Linked DNA regions of Homo sapiens: region 2 is linked to region 1. Evidence: chromatin loops called from intact Hi-C (ENCODE). Cell type or tissue: tibial artery. All regions are shown on one strand. Links, peaks and the distances in the headings refer to the core of each region. The heading gives the core; the rest is flanking DNA. Region 1 overlaps RARB (retinoic acid receptor beta). Region 2 has its middle 360 kb from the start of RARB-AS1.

Evidence for each region. Hi-C counts contacts between places; a loop is a spot of excess contacts. Peaks named below come from ENCODE experiments on the same cell type or tissue, not always from the same donor. Only the 100,000 strongest peaks of a DNase experiment are listed, where the experiment ranks them.
Region 2: a loop joins it to region 1, with 2.2 times the contacts of the local background. A loop is called at or near these places in 5 of 110 quality-filtered maps.

What each region holds. Positions count from the first base shown.
Region 1 is chr3:25,564,869-25,580,101 of GRCh38, reverse strand. It overlaps RARB (retinoic acid receptor beta), which reads right to left. Exons shown (of 8, transcript NM_000965.5): 4 at 10,184-10,344. Among named protein-coding and RNA genes, the nearest start is that of TOP2B, 92 kb to the left of the region's middle. RefSeq lists enhancers at 6,117-6,644, 6,645-7,173, 11,287-11,788. In tibial artery, for the core only: no CTCF peak of the experiment used is centred there; DNase peaks (open chromatin) are centred at 6,731, 7,291, 8,761 and 10,501; H3K27ac peaks cover 1,726 bases.
Region 2 is chr3:25,021,486-25,036,718 of GRCh38, reverse strand. It overlaps a transcript of RARB not described here and the pseudogene RNA5SP125. Among named protein-coding and RNA genes, the nearest start is that of RARB-AS1, 360 kb to the left of the region's middle. In tibial artery, for the core only: no CTCF peak of the experiment used is centred there; a DNase peak (open chromatin) is centred at 7,658.

The sequences.
Region 1 (15,233 bases), core at 3,050-11,049:
TGTCCGGTCGGATTCATCCTTTTAAAACACTTAAAATCTTATGCCTGTACCACTGGATAATCAAGTAACAGAGGAGAGGAAGTATCTCTGTATGCAGTTATCCAGCTAACAAACAAGAAAGGAATGAGGAGTCACCATTTTCTAACTCTGATGAATGAATGGCTCTAAGCATTGACCATCAGTACTTGTTAATCTCTTAAAAACACGCCACCTGTCATGCTGATGTCCTGATGGAAAAACACACCACCACCCATGAAATATTCTGGCCAGAAATCAAACTTGAATCTGACTGAGACTCTAGATAACCTCAGGAAATCCAGGGACACGGTAAACTACACAAAGTGGGTACAGCTATCAACATCCAGAATGCCAGAAAATCCACAAAACCAATGAACTGGTTTCTTCAATAAGAACATTGCAAGAGAGAAAAACAAGTGGAGAGAGAAATCTATAGATTGAAAGCAACTCAACCCAAATGCTCATTAACTGATGGGTGGATAAATAAATTGTGATTACAACTTTGCAATGAAAATGCTAGGTAGCGTTAATAAGGAAGGAAACTGTAATACATGCTACAACATGGATAAACCTTGGAAGCATGCTAAACCAAAGAAGGCAGACATAAAACGCCCATACTCAAAACGATTCCATTTATATGACGTTCTGGAAAAGGCAAAACTATAGTGATTGAGAACAGTTCAGTGGTTTTCCAGGAGCGGGAAGGCAGGTGGGGACTGACCACAGGTGCACAAGGAAACTCTCTGGAGCAATGGAAATATTCTACATCTTGACTGGAGTCAGGTTATGTGACTGTATACTTTTATCACACTCATCAAACTATACCTTTAAAAAAGATAAAAATTACATTATGTAAAATATACTGCAATAAACCTGACTTAAGATACTGAGAAAACTGACAACCAATTGCATGGTGTAAACCTTATCTAAATTTTAATTCAAAAAATAAACTGTAAAGAGGTGGTGATATATATGAGAAAACCAGAAATATGAGCTATTAGGTGTTAGAGATCATTTTATTTTAGGATGGTAATAATGGCACTGATGCTTTACTTTCGTTTGCAGGAGCTTCTTTCATTTAGAATACATATTAAGATATTTACAGATAAAATGATGAGATATTTGTAATTTACTATCCAACAAAAGGCTGACGTTTGGTTCTCTGACAAATGTAAACAGCTCAGGAGAGGTACTGTGTTTCTCAAACTGATATCTTTAGTTCCCCACCTCAGTTAAAATCAGTCTACAGGAAGTGAATAAAACTAGCTCTTGCTTTGAACGTCTGCATGGAAAGCCAGAAAGAAGAGTTTGCACGAGGTGCCACAGACACTGTAAAAACGAAGGTGGTCAACTTTGCCTTCCACGACGTTCCTTGTGGAGAGTAGACATGCATCCTCCAGATTTATTTTATTCCTTCCTCAAGGACCTTGGTGGTATACAGTACACTTGAGGGAACATGAGATCAAGATGTGTGGCCATTTGGGCCGTAATTAAATTTAATAGGCAGTTTATCCGGTTCGTAGGAAGATGACACGGAAGAGAGGGACGGAGAGTCAAGCTTATGGAGGGAAATCATTTTACAATAGAGTATCCATCTGGAAAAAAAGACATTGCCCCGACCCAGCAAGTGTGAACGAAACCTTCATCAACATTGCATGAGGTAACTTTATCACGCGCCAGGGCTGAGAGAGAGGAGCCTGTCGTACCTTCTATTAAAAATAATGCACAGCCGTCTTAACGGCATGTAAATCTAACTCACTATTATGCAAACTGAAGGGAAGAGGCAGTTAATAAAACACAAAATAACCTGGTGTTTTATTATACTGGCTGCTGGATTCATAGGCATGAGGCTTCAAATGGCTTATATATTATCTTCCAGCTGCGGCAAATGGAGAGCCCTGGCCTGCTTGGGTTGGTAATGAAGGCGGCTGTGGGGAGCACCAGCGAAGCGTGGATTTTCAGCAGCATTTCTGAGTGTGCAGGGAGGAAAACCAACAGAGAAGGAGAAGCAGAAAGTGGGGTGGTGAGGAGTGACCCTTGCTGTGAGTATGAGGCAGGCTGATGAGGAAAACAGCCAAGCCAGAAGGGCAAGGGGCTCTCCTCCATCTGCTGCCGACTGAGAGTCTGGCCAGGGCTTCCAGAGGAGGTCCCCTCTTCGGCAGGGGCTACAGGAGCTGCAGCGCCTCCCCAGGATGCCGCGTGGTGGCCCATATATGGAGGGTCGCGCCCATGGCCCCCCAGGGCCATCTTAAGCAGCAGAAAAGCCCAACCCTACTATGAAATCCAATTAAATGGCAAGTTTTGCCACGCAAATGGATCCCTTTCTTCTGCTGGTTTGGTTCTCTGCTGCAACGGGCTGCCTTCCTGGACTGGCAGGACTTTCAGAACAAGACCCATAAAGGAAAGTGGAATCACCAGCATCTTTAAATCCCACTGGAGGCAGCTCCTGGGTATTACAGTGGTTTGTTCAAGCGTTCTGGCTTTTTTTTCAAAGTTAAGAAGGAAATGTAAATTTTCATTAAAGAAATAAAGAATTAAAATTCTGTGGCAATGTTGGGTATATCCATGGAAGTGCCTCCTTCTTCCTTAGGCCTGAAATCCTTCCACCATCCTGGAGACTGATGTCCTTTCAAGTTCAATTTGCAGACCATCCCTGTCACCCACATTCAATTCCTGCATTTTGTATGTTTTTGCATGTAACCACCCCTTTTTCTAGGGCTTGCCTCGTGCCAGGCACTGTTCTACATGCTTAACGATCACCGACTCTCTTTACTTTTCACAGCGCCCCCATGCGGTAGGCACCATTATGGTCCCCATTTGGCTGATGAGGAAGCGAAGGCCCACAGAAGTGCAATCATTTGTGCAAGATCCCGCGGGCGAACCGGAGGGTGTGGGATTCACCCACACAGTTGGGTTGGGGTGTTTAGGCTTCCCACCAGTGCACCACGTCACCCCCTCCCTACTGGTTCCTCACATATTTCTACTTTCTGGTTAGAACTTCCTGACTCCTAAAGCCTGTGGTTGCATCTGTGATCTCCCTCCTTATTGGAATCTCTGGATGCTTCCATCAGGTGGCTACAAGAGCTCCAGCACAGCTATGAAGAGAATGTTATGTGCCGGCCAACATCTCTTTGTGGTCAATACACACATTATCTAGGCACTATGAGAGCATGGCTTCGGGAACGTCTGCCCCCAACAGAAGAGAAGAGAGGAGAAGGCCCCCAACACGCCTGCAGCATTTTCCTTAGGACCAGATGCCTCCAACAGGTGGGGAGAAGGCAGCTTGGCAGCCACCCTGTAGCTCTGGGTAGACAGGAGGGCGTGATCTTAAAGGCATGGTGCAGCCTGTGGCTAGAGAGGGCTTCGAGCAAAGGGCAATGGGAGAGGGCAGGTAGGGAGGGTCTCTAGAATCTTTCGAGTATTTCCTAGCAGCCTGGCTAAAAAGCAAGAGTGATGCCGCAGGATTCCCCTGGAGGTCACGTTTCAGGCGTGCTCCTGGACCACCATCGTCTAAGATTCCTGAGCTGGGACATGACCTTGGAAAGGACCATCTATCCATCTGCAGCCCCTTCACTCCTGGGGTTCAGAGATCTGGGGCCTTGGTCGAGTGCAGGGGTGGGGTGGTGGGTATAGTCCAAGGCCCTAGAGGATGTCCAAGAAATGCTAGAATTCTGGAGTGGTCCCAGCTGCTGGAAGGGGCCACGAATGCCTTCTGGAGCTGCAGGGCATATCTGAGAAAGATCAAAAGCCCTGCCCTGTGTCCCTGCCGAAGCCTTCCAGCCAGACACAGCAGCTAGGCACCACCTTCTTCGAACTGCTTTTTCTCATGACTAGAAACTTCCCTTGGCTCCCTAGGGCTAATGTTCACACACCTTATCCCAGCACCCAAAGCCCCTAGGAAGCTAGCCCTGACCTACCTCCTCAAACTTAGCTCTGCCTCCCTCCCACCCAGCCCCATCCCTGTGAAACCCTGTGCCGTGTTCATGCTATTGCTTTTGCTGGGAACGTCTTTCCCTTATTCCATCACTGAGGAAGAATGTGGGTACTTAGCACAGTGCCTACAGAACATTTTTCTTCAAAAGATCAGGACTTATGTGTGCTGCCAGAGGTTTCTAAATACTCACAACACTTGTGACAAAATTTGATCTCCAGCTAGACTTTGCAGAGAGCGGCAAGCATGGAAAGGTAACATCCATGCACTCCAGTTCTGCACTCACTAGGTGTTACTGTTTGTTACGGGTTAAACTGTGTTCCTCAAAAAGATGTGTTGAAATCCTAGCCCGAGTATGTCAGAATGTGACGCTATTTGAAAATAGTGTCTTTATAGGGGTAATCAAGTTAAAATGAGGTAATTAGGGTGGGCCCTAATCCAGTATGACTTGGTGCCCTTATAAAAAAAAATGTGGAAATCTGGACAGAGGTTGACATGCATAGAGAGAAGACGATGTGAAGAAACACAGGGAGAAGATGACCATGAGAAGACGGAGGATTGGTGTCATGCAACTACAAGCACTGCCTTCCACGCCAGAAGCTACAAGAGGCAAGAAAGGGCTCTCTCCCAGAGCTGTCAGAGACAGCGTGGCCATGCACACACCTTGATTTTGGACTTCTAGCTTCCAGAAATGCGATCAAATAATGTTGTCTCAAGCCACCCAGTTTGTATTATTTTGTTCCAGCAGCCCTAGGAAACTAACACAGTAGGTATGCAGTCATTGTTTGTTGCAACATGAAAGAATGGTCTAGGTCAGGGGTCCCCAAGCCCTGGGTCGTGGATGGGTACTGGTCGGTGTCCTGCTAGGAACTGGGCCGCACGGCAGGAGGTGAGTGGCCAGGAGCGAGCGTTATCGCCAGAACTCCACCTCCTTCAGATCAGCGGCGGCATTACATTCTCATAGGAACATGAACCCTACTGCAAAGTGCGCATGCGAGGGATCTAAGTTGTCCTTCATGAGTTTCATCCTGAAACTATCCCCAAGCCCAGCATCTATGGAAAAATTCTCTTCCATGAAACTGGTCCCTGGTGCCAAGAAGGTTGGGGACCGCTGCTGGGTGATACTGGCAGCACAGGTGTGTTTACTAGCAAGAAACTGAGGCTCACTAAGTTAACAACTGGCTCAAAGTCAGACAGCTGTGAGGTGACAGTGGGGACTGGAACTCGGGTTTCGTGGCCCCCACTGACCTTCTATCCCTCCTGATGCATCTCTCCTGGCAGCCCGAGCTCCCCGAGTTCCAGGTTCTGCTCCTCTGGTTGATGGCAAATGTTAGTTTCCAAAAAGCGCACCGAGTCCACCCATGACAAGTGCTCAAAACAGCCTTCCTTTTCTATGGTATGTCTCCTGGAAAGTCTTTCGTGGTTAATAATTCTGTTTGTGGTCATTTTTCTGAGCAGGTTAAGGGCTTCTTAAATCTTCATAGTTCATATTCACAAGCCCCTCGGAGGACAGCTTACCTCCCGCCAGGCCCCACCTGGTGATGAGCGGCCCGCACACGGCAGAGCAGTGGGAGGCCGGGAGCAGAGGCGGCCCGGAGCAGACAGCACGAGCTGGGGGTGGGGGCTACACCACCTGGAAATCTGTCCCACTGTCACACCCACGCTAGTTTACAGAACCTGGGCATGTGGCTCGAAAAAATGACAAGACATTTATGATGGGGTGGAGAGGAGGAGAGCTGCACATTCGGCACGACTCCTCTGTGCCGGAAACTGTGCAAGGCGCTCCATATATTTTTCTCATGGAACCCTCCAGGCAGGAGGTGGATGTTTTTAAAACTCCCATTATACAGATGAAGGAGCTGAGGTGCAAATGATGATGTAACTTTCCAAAGTCACATGACTCCTAAGTAGCAGGGATAAGAGTTGAGCTTGAATTTATGAGGCCCTAAAGCCCAAATGATACTCACTAGGGTTCACCCTAAGGAAGCGGAGAACACGTCCTCAGAGCGAGGATGTTACCTCTGGTTCAGTCCTGATTCTATTTTGGAAAGCTCATCTATAAATAGCTTCTCTCCTGCTTTCCACCTTTCCACAGGGAATCCACCCTCTCTCCTTTTATGGCGGCGGAGGGTCATTGGGTAGAAACCTTCCCAGGGATACTAGCTCTGAAGATTGTGGGTGAGTGCCCTGCCCTGGCCTGAGGTGGGGGTGGTGGGGATATGTTTCTGCCTCTTCCAGCCATTCCTGCGGTCTCCGGGGACCCAACCATTTGTCCCAAATCCACCCTAATTAGGGAAGAAAAAGGAACTACTCTTTCAAAGATCTGTAGATGCGCAGTTGGCTGCCTTTCTTATTCCTCTCTGCCCACTAATTCCAAAGGCATCTGACAGGGATGCCACTCTGGTGAAGATGACAGGAAGTTTCCTGCCGTGGAAGCAACTGCCTGTCTAAAAAAAGCTCTTTTTAAAAATGCTCAACTCCGAACTAAGAGCTTGCAGAGAATGTGTTATGGCTGCTGTTATTTATTTATACCACCGACTTCCAGAAAGGATTTTAAGTGGCTCACAATAAAAACACAGCTAGATCTGGGGAGAGATAGTACAAATGAAGAGCACGGTCAGCTGCGAGACTGGCTCAGAGCGCCCTCCACCCCGCGGTGGGCAGCAGGCCTCCGGAAGGATGCCCAGTAGTGAAGGGCCACGCTCTAGAGATAAAATCGTGTTTCTGTTTTTCTGCCTGACTGGGAGGTACAAGAAGTCTCCACAATGTGTTTAGGAGGGTGGGCCCCAGTTGAGGACTGGGGGTGACTCACCCCCATATTGGGGTGGATAGGAAAGGGCCCTGGAGGCCTGCAGGGAAGCCTCTCTCTCTTAGGCCAGAAGCCGAGGCTGAGACTAGAATTGGAATGCACGATAGTTTATGTGGGAGGAGATCCCAGGAAGCACTGGAAGAACAGAGTGGGCAGGGAAGGAAGGCGGCCAGCGGAGATCATCACTGTGGGCAGTCAGAGCTCGATCTAGTTGGGAAACTCTGGGACGTGGTTTAGAGGATACCTAAGAGTATCCTGCCCAACGAATAAGGAAGCTGGGGGGGTTTATCTCTCCACGTTCTGCTCATCAGTGGTGAGGGACCGCTCGCAGGAGTGGCAATGCCTCACATGTGAGCCATCCTGTAGGAATCCCGGTCACACCAGGGCGCATGTTCCAGGAGCGGCAAATGCTGTACGTTGTGTTTGTCCTGCCCTCCTCCAGGTTAGAGTGGGAGCTGTTTCACCTGATTACTAGGTGAGTCAGGGTCTGGGGATTGACTTGGCTATGCTAAGATACCACCTGGAGGAGGCGGAGGGGGACCCTGATGTAGCAGTTACTGGCCCTAGGTATTGCCATATAAAGTCGCTCACCTCATGACCTGGATCAAAAGTCTCCTCTTTCAGGAAGACCTCCCCACTCTCATCTCTTTTCCTCTGACTTTCTTGGAGCTACAAGATTGATTTATTCCTGGGTCACAGCTCTCTCCTCCTAGCTAGATGCCGCCAATGGCCCCAGCTTCCATTCTCCCTTTTTGGCAACCCTCTCAAGGGATTCTGTGTATAGTATACTGGTTAAAAGAGCTGCCCTGGAGTCAGACTGTTTAGGTTCAAGTCTCACCTCTGACCACTTGTTGACTAAGAGACAAGGGGAAAGTTATCGAGCCTTTCTGTACCTGGCTTTTGCATCTGTAATATGAGGGCAACGAAACCCAAATCACAGAGTCCTCATAAGGAATAAAAGAATTAGTATACTTATAGTACTTAGCATGGTCCCTAGTACATAGTAAATGCTCAATAAATATGAGATGTAATAATGATTACAATGATAATAATAAAGATTTTTGACCACAACCATCAATTACTGTTCATTATTTACAGACTCCTCAAGTGGCACTCAAGACTCCGCCAGGCTTTTCCCATTCTCACTTCCCACTTGCTCTCAACTCAACACAGTCCACCATTGCACAGCACCTGTTTTCTCTCATCTTCTCTTTTCGCCCCTTCCCACTGTGCCAGCCTGAGTTCCCTCATTTCTTAGGTCAAGACGCCCTCACCTTGATACACAGCTCAATACAGGGCCTGAAATGCCACTGAATGGTTGGCAATTAGTAAGTATTTCTAAAAGAAATAAATGGCATACTTTCAGGTATTGGTTATTCATCATGTTACTTTTCTGTATTGTCAGATGCACCCAGCATGGGGGCCAGGTCTCTGGAGGGTCAGTTAGTATCCAGTAGAAGGTACGTGTCTGGATGATGTTTCTGCCACTCCACTGCTGGGTAGATATTTTTGGGTTCCATCACAGCAGCTTTTCATAAATTGTCTCATTTCATCCTCCCAACTATTTCACATTATTCCCATTTAGAGATGGGAAAACTGAGGCTGAGAGACGTTAGGTAATTTGTTCACCGTCATGGGGCTGATGGTGGCTGAGTAGGACTTGAAGTACATTCGTGTGGTTCCAGGCCTCTGTTCTGGATACATGGGGTCACATTCCACTTTCTCTCCCAGGTGAAAATGAAAGCTCCCTTACAGTGTCCAGTCTTGTCCTGGCCTGTGTCCCTGCTCTGGGATGGGACAGTGTTCCCCAAACTCAGTGAAGACTGGTTGAGGTTAAGCCGAGACTCTCCCTCGGCCTGGCAGACATGCCAGTGTTTCTCCTGGCTGACACCAATGGGCGAGGTGGACCCCAGAGTGCCACCCTGGGTGTTGCTTCTCAAAGCCCGGCTCATTTGCTCTTCAGAGTCTGGTCTGCAGACCAGCAGCATAAGCAGCCTGGCAGCTTGTTAGAAATGCCCCTAGGCCATGCCTGCTGCACCAGAACCTGCACTGTAACGAGTTCACCAGGTGCTTCAGATGCACGCTGAGTTTTGAAAAGTACTGCTCAAGGTTCTACCTCTGCTTCCAGGTGAGCCAAAGTCTCTGAGCTCAGCCAGGAGACTTGTCTGTTTAAGGTGGGTGCCAGCCCTTCAGAAGCTGGTGCCACCCAACTGTGTAGTCTCATTTTCATCTGAGAAGCCACCTAGGTTTGTGCTGGCCCCAGATTCCATGGGCGCCCCTCTGGGCCTGCTCCTGGTCACCATTATTGTGTTACAGATACCACCAACATCCTAGCGCACTACACCCCATGCTCACCAAGAACTGCTCCAAAGCCCCGCCGCTCACTGTTTTTTTTTTTTCTTTCTGGTATCACTATTTTGTCTTTTGATCTTCAGGACCTCCCATGCTATCATTTTTCTAGAACACCATTCACCAAGCCAGCAAGTGCTACAATATTTGGATTTTGTTTTTAAAGTATGTTTACCATAGCATTGTAGGTGAGCAACCTAAGCTTTTTAAAGAGGCCAGAACAACATTCTAGTTGTATTAATTCATCAAATATCTACTGAGTGTCTATTACATGCCACAAGTTAGAAATATACATCAGTGAACATAATACATGCAAAAACCACTTGGAAAAATTAAAGCACCTCATGACCCCTCCACTGGCACAACCTAGACCAGCCAACATACACCTCCTACCTTTTTATCTCACTTCTCTTTTTCCTGCCTCTCTTTATTTCCAATCTCAGTGAAAGGCCATTCCTAGTGGAACGCTGGGAAGCAGAGGGGGAACATTCACTCAACTGGGCATGGGGCATGCCTACCCCAAACTTTTCTAGGCCCTGGCTTGGGGGTTTTGTACATGTCCTCTCACAGAAGGCAAACCTTGGCCCAGGGGATGGCCTCTTTATCTTGGTTGGATTTCACAGATGGATTGGGGTTTTTAAAAGATCAGGCCCCGTCCCCCTGGGTCCCTCCGTACAGAGGTCCGTCATGACCCATGTAACGCTTCACTGGCTTTACTTGTTTCCTTCACCAGATCAAAGTCTCTGAGAGCAGCACTGAATAGTTCATGTTGCCAGGGCTTAGAACACAGCCTGTCGTATAGCAAATACTCAGTTAATGCATCTAGAGTGAATGCATGTGTGCATGACTGCAGTGAGGCGGCACTCAGCCTACTCACTGATTGCCCACGCCCAAAGGCTACCTCACAGAAAGAAGTGGCTACTACATAGCCCCAGCTGGCTAGCATGCAAGCCCCTGCCAGGCCCAGTGCAAAGTGTGTGTGTGTGTGTGTGTGTGTGTGTGTGTGTGTGTGTCTGCACACATGCACGTACAAGGTTTCCACACTCCCAGCAGCCTGGGGCAGGAGTATCTCTTACCGTGGTGTATTTACCCAGCTGGCAGAGTGAAGGGAAAGTTTCCTGGTGAGCTTTTCGGATCTTCTCTGTGAGATCGTCCAACTCAGCTGTCATTTCATAGCTCTCTGTGCATTCTTGCTTCGAAGTCTCCTTCTTTTTCTTGTTCCTGTCATTCCTGACAGCTGGAAACGAGAGAGAAGGCACATCAGGGGTCGCTGAAGGCTGGGCCTGTGCTCCTGAGCTGGGAGGTTCCACCTCCCAAGGCTGCCTTAAGCTCATTTGATATTTGGGACAGAAACAGTGGGAAGAGGTGGTAATAACACACCTCCCTGGAAAAGGGATTTGGCAGCCGCGGGACCCCGGCAGAGAGCTAGGTTTGTCTTTCTGTATATGCATGTGCCCGTCAGTTGTTTGGAGAGCTTGGGCTCACCCAGGAGGCTCAGAGTCTTGGCTTGTTGTGAGAGAACTTTTTCTGTGGACTGGATCTCTTGAAGAGAGAAGGATTTTTCCAAGAGCTTTACCCTCAAATGGGATGCCCTGAGTGACATTGTAAGGGAAGGGTCAGGTCTCTGAACAAAGCCCCGTTACTTCATAATTAGTATTTCCTAGCTACACATTTTGGTGTCTTTGCTTTTTAGTTTTCTGAATTAAGTGACAGGCACTTTTGAAGAAACTCATCTGAGAGGAGATAAGGATGATGGTTTTTGTCCCTTCGTGTTTTTCTGCTTTCTAAACTTTCTGTATGAACCATATTATCTGTTTTGGAATATAAAATTACTTAAAAATAATAATTGATACAGTATGAAATCTTCAGCCTGGAAAACCATTCATTCCCTTATTCGCTGGTAGCCACTTGACTCCACGTTGTGTCTGGAACACTGGACCCACAGCAGGTGTGTGTCCTTTCCCTCTGCATGCTCCGAGCCAAGCACGGTGCCAGGCACAAAGTCAGGGCCCAGGACACAGTGCTATGGAAGCCCGTGCTTCCTCCTGCAGCACAGACCTCTGGGATGACTTCAAATCCGAGTGTAACTCAAAGCTCTAGCCCCTGGCTAGGATCTCGCGAGGAAAGAAACTGAAACCCAGGGAGGCAGACAGGCGAAACAGACCATGCCACCCCCTCCAGGGAGTCCATGTTCTCTGGGGCCCAGCGGGTGCCAGGCTGGATGCTGCCTGGCTGTGCATGCCACCACTGTGACCTGGGAATCTGCACTGCAAAATGACCCAGGGCATAATCTGATCTGCCCTAAGAGGATCTGGCCTGAGTTGCCTCCCTAAGAGCACACGGGTGATTTGAGAACTGGCAGTTCCCTGGGTCCACACCATGAGAATACCCATATTTGGGGTAGGAGCTGAGGGCAGAGTAAGACAATAGCAGGAGGAGAGAGGAAGTGGTGAAAGGAAAGAGCAAGGGGTGAGAAGGGGGAAGAAAGGAAAAAAGGGAGGTGAGTCCTACTACAAAGTCAGTGTCTGTACGAGCCACTCCTACCTAACCAGGAGGGAGGGCAGCTGGGGAGACCAGGAACATTTTTTTGAGTCCCTTGAACATGGTATCACGGTATCTCACTTGATCCTTTTATCAGGTAGGCAAGTTTAAACCCATTTTACAGATGAAGAAACTGAGTCTTGGAGAAGCTAAGAAATATGCTCAAGTTCACGTGGTTGAGAAGTTCCTTCCTCACTTGGACTCACTTACTTATTCCTAAGGAAACCAACAGGTCTGAAGAGAACACCCTTCTAGACAGTTTCCTTCCCCCAGGACTCTGAAATGACACTGCTCATTGGCTCAGAAAATTTCTAGATCACTGGTGAAATGAGTGGGAAGTGCAGCCTCAGCTGTATTCTTTCCCAGTGCAGACTGGCCCCTCGAGACCTCTGTGACCCGATCCCTCCCAGCCGGCGCAGGACGCTGGGTGAGAGTGGGTATCATGGTTCAAAGCAGAGAGAATGCAAAGAAGCCGGCGGGCAAAGGAGACACAATGAGGGGGAAAGGGGTCATGCAGGGTGGCAGAGGCGGCATGGTGGCTCTCCGTGAGGATGGAGTCTGGGCTGCTGAGGGGAGGGAATGCCTGAAGGCTTGTGTGTGAGTGCGCAGGATCTCAGGTGATCAGACCCCCCTCTTTTCCTCGGCCTCTGCCAATGGCCTTCCTTAGCTAGTGAAAAAGTCAAATCTAAGCAGGGAGGGTCCTTCTGAAACAGAGCCCCGAGGAAGAGTACTCGGCAGTTTTTCTCAAAGTTATACGCAGAGGTACCATGTGACGCAGCAATTCCTCTCCTAGGTGTACACCCAAGAGAACTGAAAATATGTGTCTATGCAAAACTTGTCCATGAATGTTCATGACAGTGTGACTCACGGCAGTTGAAAAGTGGAAAGAACCCAAATGTTCATCACCCGATGACGGGGAAGTGGAATCTAGGACGTCCTTATGGTGGAATATTATTTGTCATAGAAAGGAATGAATTATGGATGCATACTACAACACAGATGAAGCTTTCACACATACGCCTTAAAGAAGCCAGTCGCAAAAGGCCACACATTGTGTGATTCTAAATTATATGGATGTCCAGAACAGGCCAATCCAAAGACAAAAAGTAGACTCGTGGCTGTCAGGTACGGGGGCAAGTTGGTGGGGAGGGAGGATCGGGAGTGCTAACGGGTTCAGGGTTTTGTTTTTTAGGAGATGAAAATGTTCTGGACTTACTGGTGAAGGCTGCACAACTTAGTGGATCCACTACGCACCGCTGAATGGTACAGTTTAAAATGATGAATGTTATGCTACGTGAATTATATCACAAAACAACACCAACAAAAAACCCAGAGCCCTGTGGGAGGTGACACATCGCTAAATACCAGGAACTGTTTGAGTCGATTCTGAAGCTGAGATGACACCTACAGCTACATTAAAACACAGCAGCAGCCTCACTACCCTTTAGTGATTGTGTGGCAAGGGCCACTGGGCATCAGCAGGTGAAGAATCCTAGCTCGCGAAATCCCCACAGTAAGCCAGGTGAGGTGGGCCTTATGACCCCATTTCTACACTCAAGGAACTTGAGGCCCAACAATACCATGTTTGAAAATAGTCAACCCAATGTGCAGAAAGAGAAACCACAAAACAAACTAACAACCCACAGAAGGAGTCCCCATAATCCCATCCACAGGGAAGTCTGCAGGACCTGTGTCTGCTCCTAAGCATTCTGCTTCACTGTCCCCATCCACCACCAGGGGCCTGGAAAACTCAGACGAGCAAACCCAGCTCTAGAGGGTTACCAGGAGAGAGGAGACACTGTGAGCTGTCACCATGAAGTAACTGAACCAAGCAAGAAAGGGAGGGGTGAGGTCCTGTGGGAAGGGGCCCTGGGTGAGCTGCAGCTGGGCACCAAGTTGGGCATCTCTGTTGGGTTGTGCAGTGATCACACACGCCGTTTGCAAAATCACAACTGTGAAGCCAGAGCACCATTTTCTGTGCTTTGGGCCCAATTTGGAGCAGCCTTTGCAGCTCACTCGAAGGGGAGCAGTGTGTAACCTCAGGCTACTTTCCACACTCCTTTTGTCCCCTACGTGAAGTCCCACCACCACTGTCTATGTGAATAAAGGACTCCTGGGATTATCACAAATTCTTCCACACCCACAAAATGCAGGGACAACCCCTCTGGTGATGATGCCCCAATTACATACAGCTTCATAAGTTGACGGACAAATTTTCTAAACACGTGGCTTCAGCAGCTGCTTCCCTCAATGGTTTTAAACTCTAGAAGAACGCAGACGCAGTGTTTGAGAAGGGCTGCCAAGAACCACCAGAATCATGGAGGTGACACAGTGCACAAGAAGCCACGGGGGCCTAGGGATGGTAGCTTTGTCCAAGTTCTTGGGACTATTGGTCCCTTTGAGGCCTCGTGGTCAGTGGCTCCTGGGGCAGTGCAGGGACTCGTTCCCCTGGAGGCCAGCAGTGGGAGGCAAGGGCGATACAAGTACTGCAGGGGAAGTCAGGAGATCTGGAACTAGTGCTAGCTCCACCACTTACCACCTGGGGTCAACTCCAGAGGAGACAGCTCCTTTCAGAGCCTCCCCCGAGATGGCAGTAGCACCTGCATGGAGACACACAGATGGTGGGCTTGGTGGGAAGGAGGTAGACTACTGTAAAGGCCTATGTGGGTTAGTTATGCAGGAAGAATGTAAGGCCCTTCCGTGGGGGAAATGGATGACCTAAACACCAAGGACTTGTGGGGATTACTGTGGGGCCTGTGGCTGTCAGTGGCAGAGGAGACTGATATGAAAAATGGTGCTTGGAGAAGCCATCGCAGTGGCACCAAATGAGTGGGTGGATTCATTTGTTCCTTCATTGTTTTGTTCATTCATTCATTCAATGAATATTTATTGAGTATCTACTATGTGCCATCGCAAAACAGGATGGTTGTTGCTACCATGGAGCAAAAACTTATGGTAGCAGACAGACATTCATCATACAATAAAACAGTGACAGTAATAATAATAATAATAGAATATTGGCATCACTATTATTACATGTACTGCAATTAATATACGAGAGTATTATTTACCACAATACTGAAAGTGTTCATTACAACTATCATAAAGCCTTCTATTCATGGTAGGCCATTCAATCCTTACAACAACCTAATAGAGTAGATATCACTATTATACCCATTTTGCAGATGAGAAAGTGGAGGCACAGGAAGGTGAGTACCCTGCCTGAGGCCATGCATCCTGTGAGTGATACAGTCAGGATCAGAACTTAGGAAACCCACTGTGCTCCGCTGCGTCTGAGTCTACCCCATGTACACACAGTCCACAGCGTAGTGAGTACAATGAAGGATGCTACAGGGAGCTGTGCCTGTGTATTACTGGGTGTGGCAGGGGGATCCTACTGGTCCTAGATTAGGAAGCTAACGCTGGGGAATTGGGAGGGTAAATTGAGGGATGCTATGGGATGGTGGGTGGGGAGATGACTCTCTTCTCTGGGAGCGTGGGGTGTGCATCTGATGCTCAGCTCCAAGGCTGCCTGGGATGTTTGATGGTGGACCTCTTCTTTCACTCTGATTGCGACTGACTGGT
Region 2 (15,233 bases), core at 3,154-11,153, 540 kb after region 1:
AAGCAGCCCTACAAACAAAGATAACTCAGATTGTTGGCACCACACTCAGGTACTGGTGTGGGCACAAAGCCTGAGGTCCAGGTGGCCAGTTCTGGGGTTTCATCACTTAGAGACATTTGTTGTCCCTTTCCACTGGAATAATCTTCAAGCTTGTGTTTTTATCTCATTCTGCATCACATTTCCAGTGTTGGCACACAGTAGGCCATCAATAAATAATGCTGAAAAAAAATGAAGACTTAAAGGAAAAGATGGTCTATTAGTCTAGTTGTTTCTTTTCCGGCATGTAATTAATAGAGGTAAATTCAGAGTAAAAATGCTATACATTTTTACGGTAGAATGGAGAGGGTTTGGGATTTGGCGCTACAGACATATGGCTTCAAATTCTAACCTCAGGTACTGATTAGTGGTATGGCTTTGTGAGAGTTTCATAACAGCTCTGACCCTCAGTTCTGTCCACAGCAGAGGGAGCTAAAGATGTCTATCTCATACAACTGCCGCAAGGAGGTTCTTGTTTCATAGTAGGCCTTTGGTATTCGTTCCCTTATTTTTGTCCCCCTGGCTGGGGATTTCAAGTGTTTAAAAAACATAAAAAGCCAGAAATAACTCAAATTTGGAGGCAGAAATAAAAAAAATAAATACTTGTCTTTTCATTCACAGCGTGGCATAGTACTTGGGTTAAACTACATGAAATTTCCAATATTTAAAAACAGCAATTTCCTACAGTTCTGCCTGCTATGAAGGGTCTCGTGAAGGACCATGTCACAACATCTGTGGCCCTCCATGGCAGTTCACCATTTAGTTACCGAGTGTATAACCACCTCAGTTGTGGCAGTCACTGAGGCTCACAGCAGGTGGGTGTAGACCAGTGGTTCACAAACTACAGCCTATAAGCCAAATCCAGCCATTGCCTGTTTTTACAAAGTTTTACTGGAACACAGCCACACCCATTCTTTTCCATATATTCTTTGGCTACTTGCATACTACAAGGGCAGAGCTGAGTCATTGCAATAGAGATGGTAGGGTACACAAAGCTGAAACTAAATTATTTACTATCTGGCCTTTTGTAGAAAAAAGTCTGCTGGCTGCTGTACAGACACATAGTTTAGGTGAAGCAACATCAATATGAGTTTGGGCTCTCAAGTTCTAAGAGATTCTATTTTTCTGTACCTGAATGTTGGCTGCATCACTTCCTTCAATGTATCTCAGATATATTCCTTAACTTCTTTAATCTCAGTTTTTTTATCCACATGATGGAATAGCTACCTTGAGAGAAAAAAAAAAAAAAAAAAAAAAAAAAGGCTGGACGCAGCGGCTCACAACTGTAATTCCAGCACTTTGGGAGACTGAGCATGTCAGATTGCTTGAGCTACGGAGTTGGAGACCAGCCTGGGCAACATGGCGAAACCCTGTCTCTATAGAAAATACAAAAATTATCCAGGGTTGGTGGCATGTGCTTGTAGTCCCAGCTACGTGGGAGGCTGAGGTGGGAGGATTGCTTGAATGCAGGAGTCTGAGGCTATAGTGAGCCAAGATGGTGTCACTGCACTGCAGCCCGAGTGATAGAGTAAGACCCTGTCTCAAATAACAAACAAAAAAATGCAGTTAACAGTACCTGACATGTGATAAGGGTTAAATAAATTGAAACAGCTTTTTCATTACGATCCTAACCTATTAATATTTCTTTACTTATTAGAAATATCATATCACATGTGGAATGATAAATGGCAAGGCATGTGCAGCCTTCGTGTCAATGGACAATTCACAGTGGTGGAGACAGTGGCAATCAGAAGAGCACTTTGTGTAAAGTGAGCAGCTGCCACTGAGCTCCAGCTGCAGTTGCCACATGGAAATGGCACTCCAATGTTTCCAGGTCTTCTGAATTTCCAAGAGACACTGGAAGTGTGGATACTTACACAAAATCTCCCATTTTTAAGGGTTGATAATTGATTAAAAATGTTTCAAATCATTCGTTCTGTGAGCCAAAACATTGTATGTAGGCTTGTGTTTTTTACTGATGTTTGGCTAAGTCAAAGAGTGTCACAAGGAGGAAAGGAGGGAAGAGCTTTTTGTATCTGGCATAGAAGATGGCAGATGTTTGTGTTGGAATTGACCTAAAATAGCTTTGTTGAGCCATAAAAACCAGTTTTGTTGAAGGTTTACTCTTTGCACATCTACTTTTGTAACACTGAGCTATTAAATATGCAGCCATCTTCTTCTGCCTAGAGAAATCACTGTCTATACACTTTTCCATCTATCCACTCGTTCAAGCCTTTATTTGCACCTACTATGAGAAAGACATTGCATTTTTAAGCTAAATGGAGAAACATCCTTTAAGTCACAATGCTCTGGTCCTCTCGACACACAACTGAGAGATCTGAAATATATCCAGGCAGCTATTCTTTTTTTCTTGTGACAAGGTCTCCCTGTGCGGCCCAGGCTGGAGTGCAGTGGTGCGATCTTGACTCACTGCAAACTCCACCTCCCAGGTTCAAGCGATTCTCCCGCCTTAGCCTCCTGAGTAGCCGGGATTACAGGCATACGCCACCACATCCAGCTAATTTTTGTATTTTTAGTAGAGACGGGGTTTCACCATGTTGGCCAGACTGGTCCAAACAGCTATTCTTGACTCCCATTGTGAGCGCAGGAGCAGAGGCTCAAAAACACCCTCAGAGCAACACAGGCTCAGCCAAGAGTGACTAGATCCTACGGCTTAAGAAAAACAAGGATTTCTAAAATCAGTCACCTGATTTTAGTAGAGACATACATTTTACCAACATTTAAAGCATCTACTTTCAACTATTCATGAGGAGAAAAGGTCTGGGAGAACAACACCCATGTACGTTCTTGAATATACGTTTGTCGGTAATGTAAGCTAGGAGATTTAAGCTAACAAATATTTATTACGGTATTTTCTACTGTGCCAACTTGCCTAGGCTGAAATTTGTTTCCAAGAATCCCCTTCCCTGTGTGGTTCCAAGCTGTAGTTAGTCAACAGAGCAATTTGCCTGGGAACTGGAAGGCAGAGATAAAGCTGCAGCCACTGCTCTCTGAAATCTTCATGTTTGGATGTGGGTCTGGCTTGACCTTGCTGTCCTCCAGGGGGAGCTCTTCTTGACTGTTGACCTGATTGTCAACATAATCGGCATGTCTCCTGGCAGATGCTTGGCAGTGGACCTGAAAAGCAGCAGCCACATAGAGACACAGCTTCTCTTAGCTTTCCCACACACTTCCCTGTGCAGTCCCATTTCAGGGACTGGAGGTGCTTGTTTCTCAGATTTTCTGGTTAATAACTTCTGATTCACCATCTCTCCCACATTTCAGACAATTAACTTCCCAGCTTCTCCCATGACTGGGAAGGTCTAATTTCTATGAGAAATAATTTATTCTGAGACCTTGACTAATACAGCTATCTTTAACAATAGATGAGTGACCCCTACTTTAATTGTCTTTGCTCCACTTGCTTGTAAGTTTCTGGTGGGCCAGGACTCCCTTGTTTCTTTTGAAAGCTCTAGACCTTCATAATAATACCCACTTAATAAATATTAACTGAATAAAGGAAATAGAATCATTAATATGATCTACATCATATTGTCTCTCCATTTTAAAAACAAAAAGTAAAAATTTAACCAGATCAAAAGCCTAGATGAATAACTGGCAACTAGAAGATATTTGATGATTATTTTAGAAATTGAGTAGAAGGAATGACTTAAGTTGATGTGTGATGAGGGACATTTCAATTTGACTGTAATGGGTTTCACTGAGTACTGCTTATGGGTTGCAAAATACTATGTTCATTGCATGAGGTAATGTATTGTCCCACGAAATGACAATTGAACTATTTTTTTATAAACATTGCTACCACAACACAATCTAGTCCTTATGCCTTAGTGAACTTTTATAAATACATTTGCAGAATAAATTCTTAGAAGGCAAGTTACTAGAACAAAGGGTGGGTTCAGTTGCAATTCCAGCATATTACCCTCCCTGCCCCCTGCTGAAATACCCTCCCTTCCATCTATGTTCCATCAATTTTATACTTTCACCAACAGTATATAAAAGTGACTGTGTCTCACACAGCCTGACCAGTGCTATGTATTTTGAAGCTTTTCACCCTCAGCCAATCTGATAGGAGAATAATGGAATATCAGTGTTGTTTATAGTGAACACTGCTTTTGAATATGCAGTAGTGCCTGAGGTTCTCATCTCTGCTTCACTTCAGATCCACGTAATCAGTGAATAAGACAGTCTCATTCTGGGGTGGAATTAACTTTATAAACCAACAAGGGATACTTAGCATTTATGTAGCACTTCAACTAATGACTGAAACTGGCTTTGGAGAAAAAAGTGCTGCTGCTAATTTTCATAGCCCATAGGGCCATTAGCTTTTACTGCCTTTGTTTTACCATTCTTGTCTTAGGTAAGGGGAAGGTGGGGAAAGGCAGGTTCCATTATGCAGCCCGTGACTTAATTAAGATAAATAAGACAGCTCACTGATTGCGGATGTCTTTTATAATCCAATTTTAATGATGGCTATTGTCACCAACACTGGCTACTATAGTAGCAGAGGGAAACAATTAGTAAATTTATGAATTATGGACCTATTAATAGTTTTTTAGGGAGAAAAATAATTTTAGCTCAATGGATATGTTATGTCTTGATTACAGGCTTAGCAGATGGGTGTGGATCTAGAAAAAAAATTCCTTCTCCTGGCTTTAATAAAGGCAAACTCTCTGAGGAATAATAAATTATCAACTCTAACAATAGTGTTAAGAAAAGTCAAATTTATGAACTTTCTTAATGTATTTTTCCTGATGTGGATTCTATTCAGGTCAGGTTTAGAGTTTTTTGTTTCTTTTTAGTTTAAGTACTAATATTAATCCCTAAAACTGGAGTAACTGGTTGGGATAAGTATATGAAGATATGGAATTATTTGCAACTGCCCTTTTTAGTTTTCACTTCATATGGTAGTAACACAAAATAGCTGACATTCTCAAGTTTGGCTAATAGAAACATGCAACTCCATAGACAGTTCCCTTCCCTGGGTCACTACCCCAAGTGCTTGCTAGATAGAGAGGGGGGATGAGAGAAAGAGTTCATCAGGTAAGAGGAAGTGGGTCAACAGAGTTAGTGGGCATAAATGAATCTACTTAGTTTTCAAGGCATTGTCTTTGTCACGTTATGTTCTTCCTACCCACCACCCACCCACCTCTGCAATTCTCTACTCCAGACATCAGCAAAATGTGTCCACATTCTAAGGGGGAGGCCTCATAATATTTTCACTAAAATGATCAGTTCTCTTTCCTTGGGAATTTGTAGGAAAAGCTTACCGGCCAGGAAGAGGGCAACTAAACTAGTTTGGGACCTGCTCTATGTTTCTGTTTCTTAACAGTTTTATGGTATGAGAACAGAAAGCGTGGCTAGGTGTGTTAAATAACACTGAGCTAGTCCAGTGGTTCTCAATATGGGTGTATGGGGAGAGGGGTTTGGAAGGGGAAGCACTTTTGTCCCAAGGATACATTGCTAAAATATATGGGCACATATTTTTATTTGGTTGTCACAACTTGGCGAGGGTGGTGCTAGTGGCACCTAGTGAGTTGAGGCCGGGGATGCTGCTCAACATCCTACAATGCACGGGACAACCCTTCGCAACAAAACATATCATGCCCCAAATGTCAGTAGTGCTAAATTAAGAAACCCTACTGTGGCCCATGAAAGCAAAGGGTTACATTCCTATAGTAGAAGGTGAAGGAGCAGCAGCCTCCAGAGTAAATACCTGGGGATGAGAATATTCAGAGACTGACTCTGCTGCCTGCCCCTGTTGAAAGGGAAAATAAATTTTTGATTTTGTTTTGTATCTAAAATGAGCTGAGGACAAACTAGAAAAGAGGTCCTTGCTCTTGAACTTACATTTAGTGTTATAGAAACCAGACAGGCACATTTGGTAAATGCAAGAGAGCACCCGAACATGACACAAGTAAAAGCCAGATCTTCAGCAGGGCCCAGTATTCTCCACAGCTTTTCCAGGAAGATGCAAGATTTCCTCAAAATTGTATGACAAAACTGAGTATTCTTTTAGGCACTCCTGCTCTACAAAAAGCTGAACTTTTCTAGACCCCAACTTATTAATTTAAAGAATTGCCAGGAAGAAGCATGAGATAACATAATACAAATTATAAACTTTTAACTAAATTAAACCTCAAAAATGTTTTCCTCATTCAAAATATTTTTAAACATCTTTGACATCACCATTATTAAAAGATAATACAGTTTTAAACCAAAACCAAATCTATGAAAGAATATGGAATTAAATACTGATATGTACAATACTCTTACTTTGTTTATAATTTCCAGATTTACATTTCCAACCTAGCTTAATAGTCATTTTTAAAAGGCAGAAGAAATTACTGTAGAGTGATGATTTAAAAAATATATGTAATTTTCAGCTAGCGCTGCTGGCTTTAACATGTGTAAGGGCAGAATATAAAACACAAGTTGAACAATATAATATTCTTCCTCTCCCCTGTCTTTCTCAATCTTGCACAGGCTCAGGCAGAAGGTAATTATTATTTTCCAGTAACATAATAATAGAAAAGGTATTGACTAGCAATACAATCTACTTGATCACCCTGCATGACTCCATTCTAGCACTGAAAGCTCAATTTGATGGCATGAGATATCTGTCTCTCAGAGGAATAAAGGGCTTTCCAACGGCACTATAACTGAAGGATGTGATTTGTCTTGCCTGACACCATATTCCATACGTCCCCAAATTCAGTGGCCCTGTCTCATACATCATCAGGCAGATATTTTCACTCTGATATGATTTCTTGGGCCCAGTGTTCTATGAAAGCTAAATGCAACTAAAGGATTTCTGACTTCTACTCTGTCCCATGTTAATTTCCTTTTCCCATTTGGATGAAATAGTAGTGTGACCCTCATTGCCCATTCCTAAAATGAAAAGCAGCACTGCTGTGCCACACGTGACTTATTCACTACTTTATGGACTCACACCTCTCAAAGGATTACCTTTAATACACAAGGTATCCTGGAGTGCTAAATGGTGCTTCAGGGTGTCAATGAAGTGGGTGAGAAATAGGTCAGAGTCACGTGGAGAAAAGGCAACTCCCCACTGACCGCACATTTGAAAAAGCTAAGAAGGCTCATCAGTGAAGACCTAGGAAAAGGCTCCTGTGGACCATTTATTCATAAATGAAACTGGGAAATACTTTCCACTTGGAATTTATTCCCAGGTCACCAGTTTTGAAGCAGTTATGCAAAGCAGAGTAGAGCCAAGTTCAAGACCAATTCACTCAATTTATTTATCCTTGGAGTTTGTCTTTTATGGTAGAGCCTCCTGCTTTCTAAGAAGAGGAAACTTACCAGTCATTTGACTCTTAGGTTTCTCACGACTGACCTATGATTTTACGAGTTAGAAGGATGTTAGCAGCAAAAGTCCTGGGTGACAAAAGAATCATGGTTTAGTCTCAGTTTGAGTGTGAAGTCTTTTCCAAGACAGTTTCCCACTTTGGAAAATGCCCTCTCTAAAATGCAGAACTTGTCAGTACCCAAACCAATGCCATCTGATTAAAAATGGTCCTGAACTGAAGTTGAAGACAGACAACTGCATATGGCAGCCAGGATTTTGCCAGGAAGCCTGTCTGAGGGTAAGCTCCTCTCATGCTTTACTTTGGAAAGGAATACTCCCATCCCTAGCACAGAGTTGAGAACACGCCTGGGCTCCCTTTGCCAGCGGCAAACAGGCAGGCAAGAGCTGGAAGAGAAAAAGAGTAGGGGTGGGGTGGAGTTGGAGGTTAACATGGTCAGGCACATTTGGTAAATTCACGAGAGCCCCAGAACGGGACAAGTAAAAGCCAACTCTCCAGCAGGGCTTTTCCAGACAACCACAGGATATTCTCCATAGCTTTTCCAGAAAGTTACAAGACTTCCTCAAAGTTATAGGACCTTGAAAGTTCCCTTAAGCACAGGAAGAGGTGGGACAGCCAATACCTTTTACTTCTCTGTACATGGCTCTCCCGGTAAACCAGGTTTCCTCTCCCACAAACACCCTTTATCCTCACACACTTGAAACCACAGAAACACCCTTTCCCATGATTCCTTCTCCCTCTTCTAAAATCCACTCTGTACCTATAACTGTTTTTATCAGACTAACATGCTTCTCTCCCTAGTCCCAAATGGAAGTACCCAAGTCCATTATTTGAAACTACATATTGGCAACGACTCTGCCTCTTGCTGAACCCCACCTCCAGTGGAGTCCCAGGAATTTAGATTGCTGGCAAGTTCCCAGGTGACACTGATACTGCTGGTCCAGGGACTTCACTTTGGGAACCACCGGCATAAAGAGATGCAAGAATGAGAGAAAGCCTGACTCCTGCCTGTTTTCTATGGCAGAGCTTCTGGTCAGACCACCTGCATCAGAATCACCTGGAGGACTTGTTAAGACAAATGACAGGGCCTCATTTACAAAGATTATCCTTCAGTAGTTCTGAGGTAGGGCCTGAGAATTGCATTCTAATGAGTTTCCAGGAGACATTGCTGGTCTAGGGAACACTCCTTGAAAAGCACCAGGGCAAGAATCCTAACACAAAGTGAAGTAGGTGGGGGTGACCAACATGTTATGAGCTGATTACTTATGTCTCCGATAACAATGTGTTGACTAGAACCATTTCAAGATCGTTCTGAAATGGTTAGGAAGGCATATTTACAGAAGGGTTTGAAAAAAAAAATCCATGAGCCAATGAAGGCCTGTTTATTTCAGAGAAGGTCTTAAGTGTGCACAACCATCGTTTTTCTTTTTAAATGACCTGTTCAAGAGCACAGCAACCAGGCACCCTGCCATGATGTAGTCAAATCACAAAGCATTCACTGAGCCTTACTACTGAAGTGAAAGCAGAACTCCTCTGGGGCCGCCTGAGTCTCTGATATAGTTCACACACCTTTCTTCTAAGCCAGATGCACATTGAAATAGGTTACTTATAATTGCCACTGAGGATCATAAGGGGAAAAAAAAAGCATTTTGATAGAAATCTCTTTTATGGTCTTGCTAACTATATATTAGTGTCAACAGAATTGTGGTTTTTTTTTCCTTTCCATAAAGTGTACCTTCTGCAGTGACTGTCATATGTGAGGGATAGATACTCACCTCAATTATGGCTGTTTCCCCCACAAACTGGCTTATACAGACAGAAAAATGAAGAGGGCTTGGCAATTATGTAGGACATTAAGTGATAGGATCCCAGAATTTCAGAAATGAATGTCTCCCTATAAATCATATGGGGGGGAAGATGTATTTTAGAGAGAAGGAAACTGGGGCTCAGAGAAGCCATGTCTTGCCCATATTGCCCAGCCTGCTTGGGTACAACCAGGATAGGAATTCAGGTCACCTGACCCCAGGACTCACTCTTCCTACTATGCCTAATTTGCTGCCCCATCAAAACTCGCTCCCCCTTCCAAACTCTCCATCCTTCTCTTATTAATTTTGGATTCTTCCTGTTTATTTTCTCCCATATCCTGTCACTTATTACAGCCAATATATTGTCTCTTTATAGTTTCTGAGTAAGTTATTCTTTTCCATTCCTAATGGCAGAATTCTACTTAAGGGCTACATAACTCAGTGATAGGCTAGGACTGGCTTGTACAGCTCTTGAGAGCCCATTGTTAAATTTTCAAGAGTTTTGCTAGCTGGCTTTTAAAGACAGCTATTATTAAAAATTAAATTCTATAAACTTACAATAAATGATATGAATAAGAAAAATGAAAACTAAAACTCATCGCTTCCTAATCATCTTACTACGATCTATGCCCTTGAGACTATTTTTGTTTATTGTGTTACAGAATTGCTACATATTTCAGCTATCTTCCCAAATCCATGGTTAATGATGTCATGTTGGGGTAACCTGAAATTAGATAAGGTGGGAGTATTTATACCACAAAAATTGGGCAAATGCTACAAATAGTATTTTTTTCTCTCCATAGAGATACACGTAAAAATTTACCAGGACATGGATTGTCATGGGCTAAATTGTGTTCCATCCAAAATTTATATGTTAAAGCCCTAACCCCTAAGTACTTCAGAATGTGATTTGGAGATTGGGCCTTCAAAGAGGTAATTAATGTTAAATGAGATCATATGAGTAGACCCTAATCCAATCTGACTGATGTCCTTATAAGAATAGGAAATTTGGATGCCCAAAGAGGCACCAGGGATGTGCGTGCACAGGAAAAAAGACCACGTGAGCACATGGCAAGAAGGGAGCCACCTACAAGCCAAAGAGAGGGGCTTCAGAGGACACGACACCCACCAACACCTTGATCTTGGGCTTGTAGCCCCCAAAATTGTGAGAAAATGAGCCCACTTATAGAAGACTTTAAGAAAAATTGTGAGAAAATAAATTTCTATTGTTTAAGCCACCTAGGCCTGTAATATTTTACTAGAGTAACCCTAGCAGACTAATACACTGCTGTAATTGGATCTCCTTACACATGGGTCAACTCGAAGCCCTGGACTTCTAGGTTTTCTCAGCCCCTTTCCTCATATGCCACAACTTTATGCAAAAGTGCAGGTATCTAAGAAGGCCCACGGCTTTTATCAAATTTCTCAAGGTGGGGGGAGCAAGAGCACTCATGAAAACTTAAAAATCACTTTGTACTATTCCATTTCATCTAATTTGTACACTGGTTCTGGCAATGCAGACTACCAGTCTCATTAATTTGGGATTGCAGACTATCAGGTTGAATCAGAGGAATTATTGATATTTGAGCATTTTTTAAGCCATAAAAATAGCAATGTTATATGATTCAATTTAACATAATTTGACATATAGCTCCTACAGATTTCTTATCCTTATAATGCGTTTTGCAAACTGACACTTAATGGGATTTATATGGGCCATAGACAAATATTCTTTGTTTCACAAAGTGTTTACTTGCAGTTTGAATTTAGTTACCCACATTTAAAAATTGAGCAAATACTCTAAGAACTTTGGGAAACCCAGGATACCAGGCTACAGTGGGCCCATGTCCCTCCTGGCAGCTGGTCCCTCTAAATGGAACATACTCTCCAGATTGTCCCTATTCCCTAGGTAGGCCACTTTGTTCATTTGTAATACCTTCCTGGCCTTATGTTTATCTGTGTACATAACTACTGTAACTTATAGTTTCTACTTTAACTTTCTACCATCCTGGCTAGTTCCATATATCATCAAACAGCTGGGCACATACAAAGAGAGATAATGAATCATCTGGGTCAAGATTGCAATCCCAGAAATGTAGGTCCCCCAGGGCTTGGCACAAGTCTATACAGTTTAGTTTGACACAATATAGACATTACTTAATATGTGCAGACAAGTCAAAAGGAGAAGGGCTCCAAGATACAGTCAGTTGGTATCAAAGTTATTAACAGAATAATTTGCTGACAACTTCCATAAGCATTTGCTATCACCTGAATGACATTAAATTACAATTAAAGTTCATCTTGGAAGTGCTATGTAGATGAAAATGTTCTAATTCCTGTATTTCAGAAGGACATCAAAGGAGGAATATCAAGTCTTTATTCATAAGAATGCTTACAACTTTTCTTGGCAGACATGGATTTCTCTAACCAATTTTTCTCCCATCCAAGTACTAACCAGGCCCAATCCTGCTTAACTTCTGAGATCAGATGAGATTGAGAGTGTTCAGGGTGGTATGGCCATATTTGCTAACCAATTTTTCTTTTTAAATTTCCTTTTTTTTTTTTTTTTTTTTTTGAGACGGAGTCTCACTCTGTTGTCCAGGCTGGAGTGACAGTGGCATGATCTCGGCTCACTGCAACCTCTGCCTCCCAGGTTCAAGCGATCCTCCTGCCTCAGCCTCCATAGTAGCTGGGACTACTGCCGTGTGTCACCACGCCCAGCCAATTTTTGTATTTTTAGTAGAGACAGGGTTTCACCATATTGGCGAGGCTGGTCTCGAGCTCCTGAGCTCAAGTGATCTGGCCCGTCTTGGCCTCCCAAAGTGCTGGGATTACAGGCATGAGCCACCGTGCCCAGCTCTTTTTAAATTTCAAGATTTCTTATCTTGTTGCAGCTGAAAAAACTGTCTAATGGCTTTCTAGTCCAATGGACTACCTCTTATATTTAGAGACTATTTTAGGTTGCTTTATTGGAAAGAAACTTATCCTAAGTCTCTTATCTGCAGAGAAGATAAATAGAAATTGATCTCAAAGGCACATTTTGTTGCTTAATGTTCATGATAGTCTCTATAATTACTCTCAAATCTTATTAATTTTAATCATGTCAGTTTATATGAATTAGAAAGCACAACACAATTGTATCTCCATGGTCTCAAAGTTAGGGCAATTCACACTCAGAAATAGTTTCTAAGTATTCTGATAGTTTTATTAACTAACAGTCAATAAATAATGGTAATCAAATAATTGTATTTTGGCCGCACCTACTAAATCAAACAATCCTTTCAAAAATTAGAAAAGACAGATCTAAAGTTTCTCAGGGCTGCAAAGAAAAATCTACAAAAGTCTTATGAGTTTCTATGTGTTTTAATTAACCTAATTTTCTAATTTGAGACTCAGGGATTAGGCTGTGATGGAAGGCTCATTGGAGAGCATGTTATTATGGCTGATTAATACTGGAAGACTCTGAGAGTAGAGCTTGATAGTCCCTAGGGATTATCTAAGCCCAGTTTCTTCATTTCACAGATGTAGAAAACAACATATGGAGAGCCAGGGAATTGTCCAATAACAGAGTTAATGGTAAGACTCAGACTATGATATCAACACATACACACACAGTCACACTCACGTAATCCTCTACCCACCTCCCCAAACACCCACATCTAGAGATATTTCTGCATGTATTACTTTTTAATGTACCCTAAATTAATTTCTCCAGATTGTTATGTTGTCATTTGAATAACTGTTTAGATAGCCGCTCTAATCTATTGAGGTTTCACTGGATAACCTCACAGAAGAAACTTCCACTCTGTCCTTTCATAGCTGTCTCACATACAAACATCCACATACCACATCTATAGACTTCACACACCTGGCTAATCACAGTGGCAGGACGCATCCCAAGTCCCTAATAATAGTGACCCAGAGACTGAAAATGCAAATTCTAGTTTTGATTGGTACACAGGAAGGATAGACTCCCTTTGTGATGTAGTCCTAACCCCTGTGTTTCCCTTATGTTGAAGCAAACTCAGCTGCGTCGGTGTATCCTGTGAGTGCTCATAAACACATACTGAGCTATTAGTCCTAGGCCTTTATTTAATCAATAAAGGACAAAGCCAACATTCGTCTTAACCTCAGTAAATAAAAAAGACAAAGAAGCCATCATTTTAACCGCATTAATCAATCAATCTCCTACTCAAGTGCTCAGAAATTATTAAATAGGCTTCTTGATTAAGCAGACTGAAGTTAAGATTGTGGCTATACTTTTCTCACATTACTGTGGAGTATAATCCTGTACCCAAGGGTTGCATGTCACAAAAGGTCCCAAGGTTATGGTAACATCAGGCTCTTAAATTAGGCCTACTATGGACTTGAGACCCAGGCAGGCCAAGTAGCCACAGAAAGGGGACTCCTTACTGAAAGAACTGAAGCTGTTCTGGGCTATTAGAGTAGCTGCCTATCAATACCCATATCTCCCTCCCTCTACCCATTTGTCCCTCCAATTTGTAATCCATGCAGCAGCTAAAGTGATTTGGGCAAATCTGATCAATCTTCTTTGCTTAGGGTCTGGTGATGATCTTCTGTTGCTCCGAGTATGAATATAAAGCTCCTTAGTTCTCTGAGGTTCTGCACTATCAGGCCACTCCTGACATATCTGTCCTCATCTCCGACTGTCCACTCCTGTTTCAGCCACCCTAGCTCCCTTCACCAGCTCTTTCCCACCATGCTGCTTCTTGCCACTCATCTTTACACAATGCCATTCCCTCTTCCTGGAGTACTCATTGTCATCTTGTTAACTACATATCATCATTTCAAATGTCAGCTCTTCAGGGAAGCCTTCCCTGTCCTCCCTGTTTAGAAATTCAATTAAATCTACAATGTGATGCTATATACTCAACAGAACGGTTAAAGTAAAAAAGACTGAAAGTGCCAAGGGCTAGTAAGCATGTAGAGGAACTGGAATGCTCTTGCATTGCCAGTAAAAATGCAAAATGATACAGCCGCTTTGGAATAGTTTGACCAGAGTTTTTAAAATTAGAAAAATTTAAAAAATTAGAAACTACTCCCATTGCCCATTAACAGCATCGGTGATAAAATATGCATATAAATGAAATCCTATACAACTTATACACAAAAATATGGATGTGTCTCACAAAGGGAATGTTGAGCAAAGAAAGTCAACACACAAAAAAACACAAGCTATGTGATTCATTTTATATACAAATGGAAAAACTAATTAATGGCTTTAGAAGTCCAGATATTGGTTACCCTTAGGGTGAGTAATGACAAGGGTGGCCAAAGGAGGCTTCTGAGATGCTGGTCACGTTCTGTTTGTGAAAATTTATTGAGTTGTACATTTACGATTTCGTTACTTTTCTACATGTACACTATACTTGGGTTTAAAAAATTCAAAGCTCTCCAGTTTCTGGCAGTAATAAAAACTTGTTCTTTGTTGCACTTATCTCTCTTAGGATTTTACCACCTACTTGTGTCATTGCTTCATCAGTGCCTCTGTTGCCCTCTAGAGTCTAGACTGCAAGCTCCATGTAATTGGGAAATTCAGTTTTTAATAATCATTACTACTTGGTGCCTAACTCAGTATTTATCAAATATTTGATAAATTAAAATGTATAAATACAATCTGCCTCAGTAATTCAGAGCATGAACCTGGGAAGCAAAGGACCTATGTGTTAAAACTCATTTTGTAAGACCAGCCATATTTGGCTGAGTGAGATAGTGACTTGTGTCTTTCTGGCCAACACTGTTTCTTTGGCACTCAGTACAACATTTGGACATTATAGGTCCTCGAATTTAAAAAAAAAATTTGAACAAATGGAAAACTGAATGTACACCTAAATGGATTGGGTATTTTTTTTTCCAGTAAAAAATACTCTCAAGTGAATGAAAACACCAAGATGAATTGTTTATTTTTCCTATCCTGGTTGCAATAAACTAGGTATATAAGCCCATTACTAAGTCTTCAAACCACTGCCCTGAAGGACTCTACCTCTGCTTCTCTTTACTTATCACTTCCTTGTCCCAGATC